Linked DNA regions of Homo sapiens: region 1 is linked to region 2. The links are chromatin loops, found by intact Hi-C in ENCODE. Cell type or tissue: ovary. All regions are shown on one strand.

Region 1 (5,000 bases), 570 kb before region 2:
CCAAGAAAAGAGGCCAGTGCAATTCAATGTGATGTGTGCTGCAATAGGGCAGATACAGCGTATTAGGGGAGCACAAAGAGAGGCATCTGATCCAGCTCTGGGGAGTCAGGAAAGACTTCTCCAGGAAAGCGGGGATCCATCTGAGACCTGCAAAATGAGCAGGCATTCACCAGAAGAAACGAGAAGCGTGTTTAAGGTAGAACAAAGAGGGAAGCAGTCAATGTTTCTGAAGCATCATGGACCAGGTGTGTGGTGGAGTCATGGGAGAAGGATAGAGTGGGCATTATTTAAGCAGATGCTGGCTCATATCGGCTTTGAAAACCTTAGGAAGGAGTGTAGACTTTATCTCAAAGGTAATAACTTTGTGATATCACCCAGATGTTGTGGGGGAGTGGTCTAGAGGGAAGCAAGGCTGGGGATAAAGAGGCTAGTTAGGAGGCTGTGACAATGGAGGCAAAATGTAATGGGGCCCTGGATGGAAGTTGCAAATGTGGATGGAGAGATGAATAAGGATTCAAAAAATATTTAAGAGGCACAATAGACATGCTTTGATAGTTGGTTAGAAATGCAGTGTAATGTGTCCAAGGAATCTAGGATGACCTCAGACACATTTGACTTGAGCAGTTGGGCAGCCAGATGGTAGAGCCATTTGGAAAGACAGTGACTCCAGAAGGAACAGGTTTAGCACTTGTGAACTGAATTGGCCATTAGGTTAAAAGGAGGCTTCAGAATTCACAGAAGGTCAAGTTGAAAGGCCCAAGAAAAACTGACTTATTAAAGTTACAGAGGTCAGGTCAGAGGAGGAAAAGACAGGAGGTTGAGAAGTTCAATCGAAAAGGCGTTCAGATGAGAAAAGGAGGCTACAAAACCATATGTACAATAAAATACACATGCACATGATAGAAACAAGGAAAAGATGCTAGAGAAATCCATATGAACACATTAGCAGGAATTATTGCCTCATAGTAAGATCACTGGTGATTTGTAATTCCTTCTCTTTGCTTAGCTGTATTTGCAAAACTAAAGGTTGCACAATAAATGTGTGTTCTTTTTGTAATAAAAACAAAAGGTGTTTTTGAAAAGTGGTTATGCAGGTGAGGGAAGAATACGGAAGAGCTTTTCTTTTTTTTTTTTTTTTCAGGCATAGTCTCGCTCTTTTGCCCAGGCTGGGGTGCAGTGGCACCATCTCGGCTCACTGCAACCTCTACCTCCTGGGTTCAAGTGATTCTCCTGCCTCAGCCTCCAGAGTAGCTGGGATTAGAGGCAGGCACCACCATGCAGGGTTAATTTTTGTATTTTTGGTAGAGATGGGGTTGCCATGTTGGTCAGGCTGGTCACTGGTCTTGAACTCCTGACCTCAGGTGGTCTGCCCACTCAGCCTCCCAAAGTGCTGGGACTACAGGCATGAGCCACCCCACCTGGTCTAATACTGAAGGGCTTTTAACTTAAAGTGAAAAACTTAATTGGAAAGGTTTATAAAAGTAAAGCTCGTGGACAACTAACCTGATGTACTGTCTCACAAACTTGGTTGCATATTGAAATCACCTGCACAGTTTCAAAAATACTGTTCCTGGATCCCACGTCCACAGCTTCTGATTTAATTGACAGGAGGTGTGGTCCGAGCCTGGAGATTTTTGTAATGCTCCCCAGGTGATTCCAATGTTGGCAAAGATGGAAAACCACTAATGCAGTTAATGAGAAGGAAGAGGGATAACTTTTTAGACTAGCATTCTGAGTTATTTAAAGGAGTGAGAATCTTGGGGGAGAAGGTTCTCAGTGAGGCCATAAAGCGGGGTCAAAGGTTGGCAGTGAGATGGCACCCCAGGGTCAGGCATGAGGTCCATCCCACAATATGCTCTTAAATGACAACCTAGTGAAGTGAGCTGAGCTCAACCTTAGAAGGACGCTCCAAGAAACTCTGCAAAAAATGGGGACATTTTGCGCATAAGGAAATCTGAGGTCCTGCCAGCTTTGCCGTGGTCAAGAGCACGTAGCAGCTGGTTCCATATTTAAAGGCAAGCGGCTCTCACATCCTAAGGTATTACCCAGCAAAAGGCAGCCTCAGGAGGCAGCCCACTGAAGACCTTCAAGTCCACGAAGACAATGTATGGATTGTTCACTAAAACTGAGGAATGATTTTCAAATAATCTGTCGCCAGAGGGCCAATCCAGGCTTCAGGCTCCAGTGTGTATGGAGGAGCTGCCACTGCAGAGACGCTGGCTTAGGGGGCTGGGGGATGCCTCCTTTGAATTCTGGGCCCACCACTGACAACACTTCTCTTCTTGGGTGAGTTATTTCATTTCACTGACCTCGCTCTCTTTATTTGTGAAAAAGAAGATAGTACTACCTGTTACACAGGTTTCTCAGGATTAAATGAGCTCAGGTTGAGCTCATTGTGAAAGCAGCTATTCGGTTTTTTAAAATGTGATTGCCATTGTTTGAAATAGCAAAAGAGGATATATCACTGTTAAAGTCTGTCTGGACGGCAGTCTTGCTGTATCATTTCCACCTCTTGCGTGACATTTTTTCCTTTCTTATTTAATTTTCTAAATTCTAAAGTACGGCGGCTAGAGCAGACAAACTGTTCTTTTCTTAGTAGATTAATGGCATTGAGTACATAGCCCTTAAAAACATAAAGTTTAAAAGCAAAAGCAATGGCCGGGCGTGGTGGCTCACGCCTGTAATCCCAGCACTTTGGGAGGCCAAGGCTGGCGGATCACTTGAGGTCAGGAGTTCGAGACCAGCCTGGCCAACATGGTGACCCTCCCCCCGCCCCGCCCCGCCCCACCCCACCCCATCTCTATTAAAAATACAAAAATTAGCTGGGCGTGGTGGCATGTGCCTGTAATTCCAGCTACTCAGGAGGCTGAGGCAGAAGAATTGCTTGAATCCAGCAGGCGGAGGTTACAGTGAGCCGAGATCACTCCACTGCACTCCAGCCTGGGTGATAAAGCGAGACTCTGTCTCAAGGAAAGGAAAAAAAAAAAGCAAAAGCAACAAACTCAAAATTTTGTTTTTTAAGTAAAATATCTTGATGTTAGTAATCACCAGAGTGAAGACAATGGTTACTGAAATTTCAACTCTAAGAGAAAAGGCAAAAGGCAATTATAGCAAAGTATGGGCAACTTCCATATATATTTCATTAAATCTGAGATGCCTTTTATTATAAGATATGTTCATTTTCTATATAGTTAAGGAAAAAAATAGTTGCAAATTAAACTATGACACAATGCTTTCTTTCCTGATACAATGTTTTCCATATTGAAAGAGCTCTTTCATATTTATTTAAACATCTCTTGTTACGTGTAGCACTCGACGTATCTAAAAAGGAAAACACAAGTGAAATGAATTGCTTAAGGTGTTCCACAAAACTTCACATTCTCACTCTTCTGAACCACTTTGCAGTCATCAATGCCACACATTTTTTCCAAACCACACAATTAACATCCTCTGGGCTTTCATGTGAACTGGCGATACACTCTCTTATGGTCTCCCGTATTTTTTCAGCCGCTGACATCTGTTTTTACAAGCTTTTTTGCCTAGTGTGTGATAGATGATCCTTTTGTGTATATCGTGGTAACAAACCTAACTCAGCTTTATCTACTTGTGGATATCTTCCCTTCATAAGCCCTATAAAGCTATGCTTCTCAAACTTCCCTGTTCATACAAATCACCTGGGGATCTTGCTAAACAGTAGATATACAACAGGTCTGGGCTAGAGCCTGAGATCCGGCAGTTCTCACAAGCTCCCAGCTGAGGCCAATGCTGCCGGCCCCAGCACTACAGTTTGAGCAGCAAAGCTATAAAGCAATTGATCCTATTGGTTGTTGCTTCTTTGCAAGAAAATATGGAAGTGTGATTATTCCTCCAACAAATGGTTTCACTAATATCAAATTTATGTCTTGCTGCTCTGTTTTCATGCTCTTCTGTATATGCAGTAATTTTTCATTTCAATGCCAAATTGTCACATAATCTTTTTGAAAGCTCTTAAATGGCAGTGAAACTCAACATGTGTAGTGCCAGCACAGCACATAATTCACTGAAGTGTGATGGCGGGGAGTGGAGCTAGGACCAAGCTAGTTGTAGCATACCACCGATTGCAAGCTGTACTCTGATATCAGAGATGCTAAAAAGTGGAGAAGGTGCAGTTTTGGATCAAAGAAATATGGAGAATCTGTTGCAAACCTCTGTACTTTTAGCTTCCACTTTTTTTTTTCCTTTTTAAGAAAATGCTGAAATCAGCATTAGGAATTATGAGAGACAACACTAATAACCCCAGTGTGTTTTGCTGTGTCTGTTTTTAACCTTTTGGCTTCACCTTTGTAACTGGAACACAAGGATGAAAGTTCCTTGGTGTGTGAGTGTTGGTGATATGTGCCTTTACAACTGACTCCACAGCGGTCAGTCACCTAAGAACTGACTTGTTGAAAATGCCCAACTCTGAGCTCCACCCAACCTGCTGAAGCAGCATCTCTGGGGGCTGATCCCAGGAAACCCTTTTACCAAGTCCCCCAGGGAAGTCTTAGGCCACTCAAGCTTGAGAACCACTGGTTTAGTGTCTTCGTGCCTTCTTGCAATATTTAGTCCATCAGTCTTCCAGTAGGGGACAACTATCGGGCATGTCCCAAACACTGTGCAGCTGCCAGAGGGAACACCGAGAGGCCTGGCGCAGCACCTGTCCCCACCTCATGGAGCCTATGCTCCAGATAGGTTGCCACAGAGAATACTGTGCTAGGGGCATTCAGAAGGGGCATGGAAGAGAGGAAGAAGATCCTCATATGGGTGTGATTGGAAAAGGCTTTGTGGAGAAGACTAGAAACGTGCTGGATCTTGAAAGATAGATGAAATTTGGTTGGGACAGGAGAGGAAAGGAGCATTTCAGGCAGGTGGTACAGCATAAGCCCAGGCAAGGAGGCAGGCGAGCACTAGTCACACACCATAGAGAGTCGACCAGGCATCTAAAGAGATGGTTCATGCACACAGGCAGAAAGTATATGCTT
Region 2 (5,000 bases):
ACAATGTAAATCTATCTTATAGTTTTGGAAGGTCAAAAATCAGAATTTAATCTCATTGGGCTAAAATCACAGTGTTGACAGGGCTGTATTCCTTTCTCAGGGCTCTAGGAGATAATCGGTTTCTTTGCCTTCTCCAGCTTCTAGAAGCTGCCTATAGTCCTTAGCTCATGCTGTCTTTCTTTTATCTTCAAAGCTAGCAGTGGCAGGCCTAATCCTTCTGACATCCCAGCACTCCACACTCCTCTTTTGCCTCCCTCTTCCACTGCTCAGAACTCTTGTGATCACATTAAGCCCACTCTGATAATTCAGAATAATCTCCCTATTTTAAGGTCAGGTGATTAGCGATCAGAATACCCTTTGCCATGTAACATAACATTCACAGATTATGGAGATTAGGAAATTGACATCTTTGGGAGACATTTTCTGCCTACCACGGGGTATATTATAAATTTGTAGTCAATTGCTAGTTGAGGACGTAGTCATCCAAAAGCTCAACTTGGCTGAATGACCAAGAGGACTCACTTACCTGACTGGCAGTTGATGCTGGTTGTTGGCTGGCAGCTCATTTGAGGTTGTCAATGGGACCGACCACCTACACATGACTTCTCAAGATGGCTTGGCTTTTCATAGAATGGTAGCTGGGTTCCAAGATAGAATTTTCCAAGAGCAAACATTCTAAGAGGTATAAAATGCAAGCTGCTAGACCAGTTAAGATCTACTGCTGGAACTGGGATAGGGTCTTTTCCTCCATACTCTTTTCATCAAAGCAGTCATAGAACTCTCCCAGATTAAAAAAGGCTGAGAAAAAGTCCACTTATTGATGGCAAGGTCACATTGGAAAAAAGTATGTGAAATAGGAAATATTTTTGCAGCCACTTTTTGAAATCTGTCATGTTTGTTATCGGGCATAACAAGATGTTTTAAGCTCATTTTGAATATTTCTTGCTCTGACCTGGAACTAACCTTTTCTCTGAGAAGCTTTGGTTCTTTTTATTGGAAAATCGTATTTCAAAACCAAAATTTGGAGACAAAGAATACACATTGCTACTAGGTTGATCTTCTATTCTAGACCTTTTCAATGAGCATGGTTAGAAAATACACACACACACACACACACACACACACACACTCCCATACATATGCATATACATACACATATACATATACATGTACAGACATATATACAAAACAGGCCAAGTGCAGTGGCTCACACCTGTAATCCCAGCACTTTGGGAGGCCAAGGCAGGTGGATCGCTTGAGGCTAGAAGTTCAAGACCAGCATGGCCAACATGGTGAAACCCTGTCTCTACTAAAAATATGAAAATTAATAAGGTGTGGTCGAGAGCGCCTGTAATTCCAGCTATTCAGTAGGCTGAGGCACAAGAATCACTTGAACCCAGGAGGCAGAGGGTGCAGTGAGACGAAATCGTGCCACTGCACTCCAGCCTAGGTGAGAGAACAAGACTCCGCCTCAAAAACAAACAAAAAAAACCCAACAAATCCAGACATACGCTTATATTATCTAAAGATAAAATTTTTTTTTATTTATTCTGTTACTTCAAATTCCATAGGATTTTCACTTGATATCTTGTATGTTACTTTTGTATTTTCTTTTTTCCTTACTGACAATTCTGGTGCCCAATTACACACGGATGTTAGAATATGACATAATTACTCATTTACATTATCCACACAAAAGTCTTAGAATAAAATACCAATATAATAAAAACAAAAATAATAAAATTTGGGGTTATTATGCCTTTTCTATTCTTTTTCTTTTTGTTATCTATATTGCGAGGGACTGTGTAGACATTATACACACTCTCTTTTATCCATGATTGAATCTTATTCTATTAGTAAATATATATTTACCAATACTGCCAGTTTTTAATGTCAATTTCTCTCTTGTCATTTAGGTTGTCTGAAGCCTGTTTTCCAGAAGATTATTTAGGAATTAGTCATGGAAGCAATATTTTCTGGGTCCTTGAATGTTAATAACAGGTTGATGGTCGTCTTTATAGTTGAAAATAAATTTTTCCTGGGTCTAAGATACTTTATTTACATTTTCTTTTCTTAGCATAAAATGTCAAAGGGCTGGCTATAACATGGTTTTCTTTCCCTAAGAATCACTTGATCTTTTTGCCTAATTAGAGTTTTTTTCACTTCCTTTATAATATAGCAGTTTTACTGGACTTTGTGTTTGTCATTCTGGGTTAATATACTTAGTAAATTATATTCCCTTTCACAATATAAATTCAATTTTATTTCAGGAATTTTGTAAAATTATAATTTTTAGTGTTTGTTATGTTTCCTTTTTTCCCCAGGACTGTTATTATGCTATTATGCTATGTTGGATCTTCTTTGTCTGTAGTCTTTATTTGTCACTTTGTTTTGAATTCTTTTAATCTCTTTCTTCATTTTTAAAAACTTTTTTTATTTGGAAATAACTTTATAGAATAGCCGCAAGAATAAAATTGTTGTAACTTTACCCCAGATTCTCCCATTGTTAACATTTTATTCAACTTTTAAATTGCTTTTGTGTTCTTCTTTAATTTGATTCATTTCTACAGCCTTTGTTGTCTTTCAAGACATTGACTTTTTATCGTGATAAATATACATAATATAAAATTTACTATTTTAACCATTTTTAAGCATACAGTTAAGTGGCATTAAGTATTTTCACATTGTTGTGCAACAATCACCCCTATTCATCTTCAGAACTTTTTCATCATCTCAACCTGAAACTCTGAACCCATTAAACAAAAACTATACACCTCCTCCCCTCAGCCTCTGGTAACCACTATTCTAATTTTTTTCTCTATGAATTTGTCTATTCTAGGTACTTCATATAAGCAGAATCATATAATACTTGTCCTTTTATGTGTGACTTATTTCACTTACCATAATGTTTTCAAGGTTCATCCATGTTGTGGAATGTATCAGAATTTCATTCCTTTTTAAGGCTGAAAACATCCCATTGTGTGTGTGTATATATATATATATAAATTTTTTTTATCTATTCATCTGTCAAAGGACATTTGGATTGTTTTCACCTTTTGGCTATAATAACAGTGCTATAAACATTGATGTACAAATATCTGTTCAAACCACTACTTTTAATTATTTTGAGAATATACTCAAGTGAAATTGGTAAATGATATGGTAATTTTATGTTTAAGATTTTGAGGAACTGCCATGCTATTTTCCACAGTGGCTTTGCCATTTTACATTCCCATTAGCAATGCACAAGAGTTCCAATTTATCTATATCCTTGCTGGCACTTGTTATTTTCTGTTTTGTTTGTTTGTTTGTTTTTTTATCATAGCCATTTCAATGGTGTGAATTGGTATCTCATTGTGATTTTGATTTGCATTTTCCTAATGATTAGTGTTGGTGAGAATTTTTTAGGTGCTTTTTGGTCATTTGTATATCTTCTTTGGAGGAATGTCTATTCAAGCCCTTTGCCCATTTTTGAATTGGATTGGTTTGTTGTTGTTGTGTTGTAGGGGAGCTCCGCATATTCCAGAAATTCATGCCTTATCAGATATATATCATTTCCAAATATTTTCTCCTATTCTGTAGGTTGCCTTTTTATCCTGTTGATAGTATCCTCTGATGTACAAAAGTTTTTAATATCAGTGTCCAATTTATTTTTTCTTTTATTGCTGTGTTTTTACTGTCATATCCAAAGATTCATTGCCAAACCCAATGTCATGAAGCTTTTCCTCCATGTTTTCTTATAAGAGTTTTATAGTTTTAGTACCTACATTTAGAGCTTTCATCCACTTTATTTTTTGTATACAGTAAGAATCCAATTTCATCCTTTTGCATGTGGATATTGTTTTCTCAGCACTGTTTGTTTAAAAGACTGTCCTTTTAATTGAATGGTCTTGTCACCCTTGTTGAAAATCAGTTGACCATATATGCGAGGGCTTGTTTCTGAGCTCTCTATTCTATTCCATTGGTCTGTCTGTCTTTAGACTAGTACCACACTAACCTAAAGACATTAGTGTGATCACTGTAACTTTGTAGTACGTTTTGAAATCAGGAAGTCCTTCAACTTTGATCTTTTTCACTATTGTTTTGTTCTTATTTTTTCAAGTTTTTTTGGCTAGTCAGGGTTTGTTGAATTCCATACAAATTTTAGAATTTAAAAAATATTTCTGCAAAACAACACCATTGGGATTTTAATGGGGAGTGCATTAAATCTTTAGATGGCTTTGGGTAATATAGACATCTTAAAAATATTAAGTCTTCCAATCTATGAACATAGGATATCTTTCCATTTATTTATGTCTCCTTTATTTCTTTCAGCAATATTTTGTATTTTTCATTGTACAGGTCTTCTATCTCTTTGGTTGAGTTAATTCATAAGTATTTTATTCCATTTGATGTTATTGTAAATGGAGTTGTTTTCCTTTCTGAATTGCTCATTGTTAGTGTACAGAAACACAACTGACTTTTGTGTGTTGACTTTGTATCTTGCAACTTTGCTAAATTTGCTTATTGGTTCTAACAGTTTGTGTAAGTGTGTAATCTTTAAGGTTTTCTACATAGAAGATCATGTCATTTGCAAATGATCATTTTACTTCTTTCTTTCCAATTTGGATGCTTTTATTTCTTTCTGTTGCCTAATTGCTCTGAAAAACTGTCATGATGTTATCAGGGGGTTTTTCATATATGGATGGCTTTTATCATGTTGGGAAATCTCCTTTAATTCCTGATTTGTCAAATGTTCTTTTTAAATCACAAAGCAGTGTTGAATTTTGTCAAATGCCTTTTCTGCATCAATTGAGATGATTGTGTGACTTTATTTCCTTTGTTCTATTAATCTGGAGTATTACACTGATAGATTTTTGTATGTTGAATCATCCTTGAATTCCAGGAATAAGTATCTTTTGTTCATGGCATATAATCATTTTAATATGCTGCTGAATTCAGTTTGCTGGTATTTTATTGAAGATGAAACTGACATTTTTGAAGAACACAGTGTCATTTTA

The links. Peaks named below come from ENCODE experiments on the same cell type or tissue, not always from the same donor. Only the 100,000 strongest peaks of a DNase experiment are listed, where the experiment ranks them.
Region 1: it touches region 2 in a loop (4-fold over the local background); 16 of 110 quality-filtered maps call a loop at or near these places.

What each region holds. Positions count from the first base shown.
Region 1 is chr2:158,732,014-158,737,013 of GRCh38, reverse strand. It overlaps PKP4-AS1 (PKP4 antisense RNA 1), which reads left to right and starts at 2,012. Exons shown (of 4, transcript NR_135242.1): 1 at 2,012-2,286. In ovary, no CTCF peak of the experiment used is centred here; no DNase peak of the experiment used is centred here.
Region 2 is chr2:158,162,250-158,167,249 of GRCh38, reverse strand. It overlaps CCDC148-AS1 (CCDC148 antisense RNA 1), which reads right to left and starts at 600. Exons shown (of 5, transcript NR_038850.1): 1 at 527-600. In ovary, no CTCF peak of the experiment used is centred here; no DNase peak of the experiment used is centred here.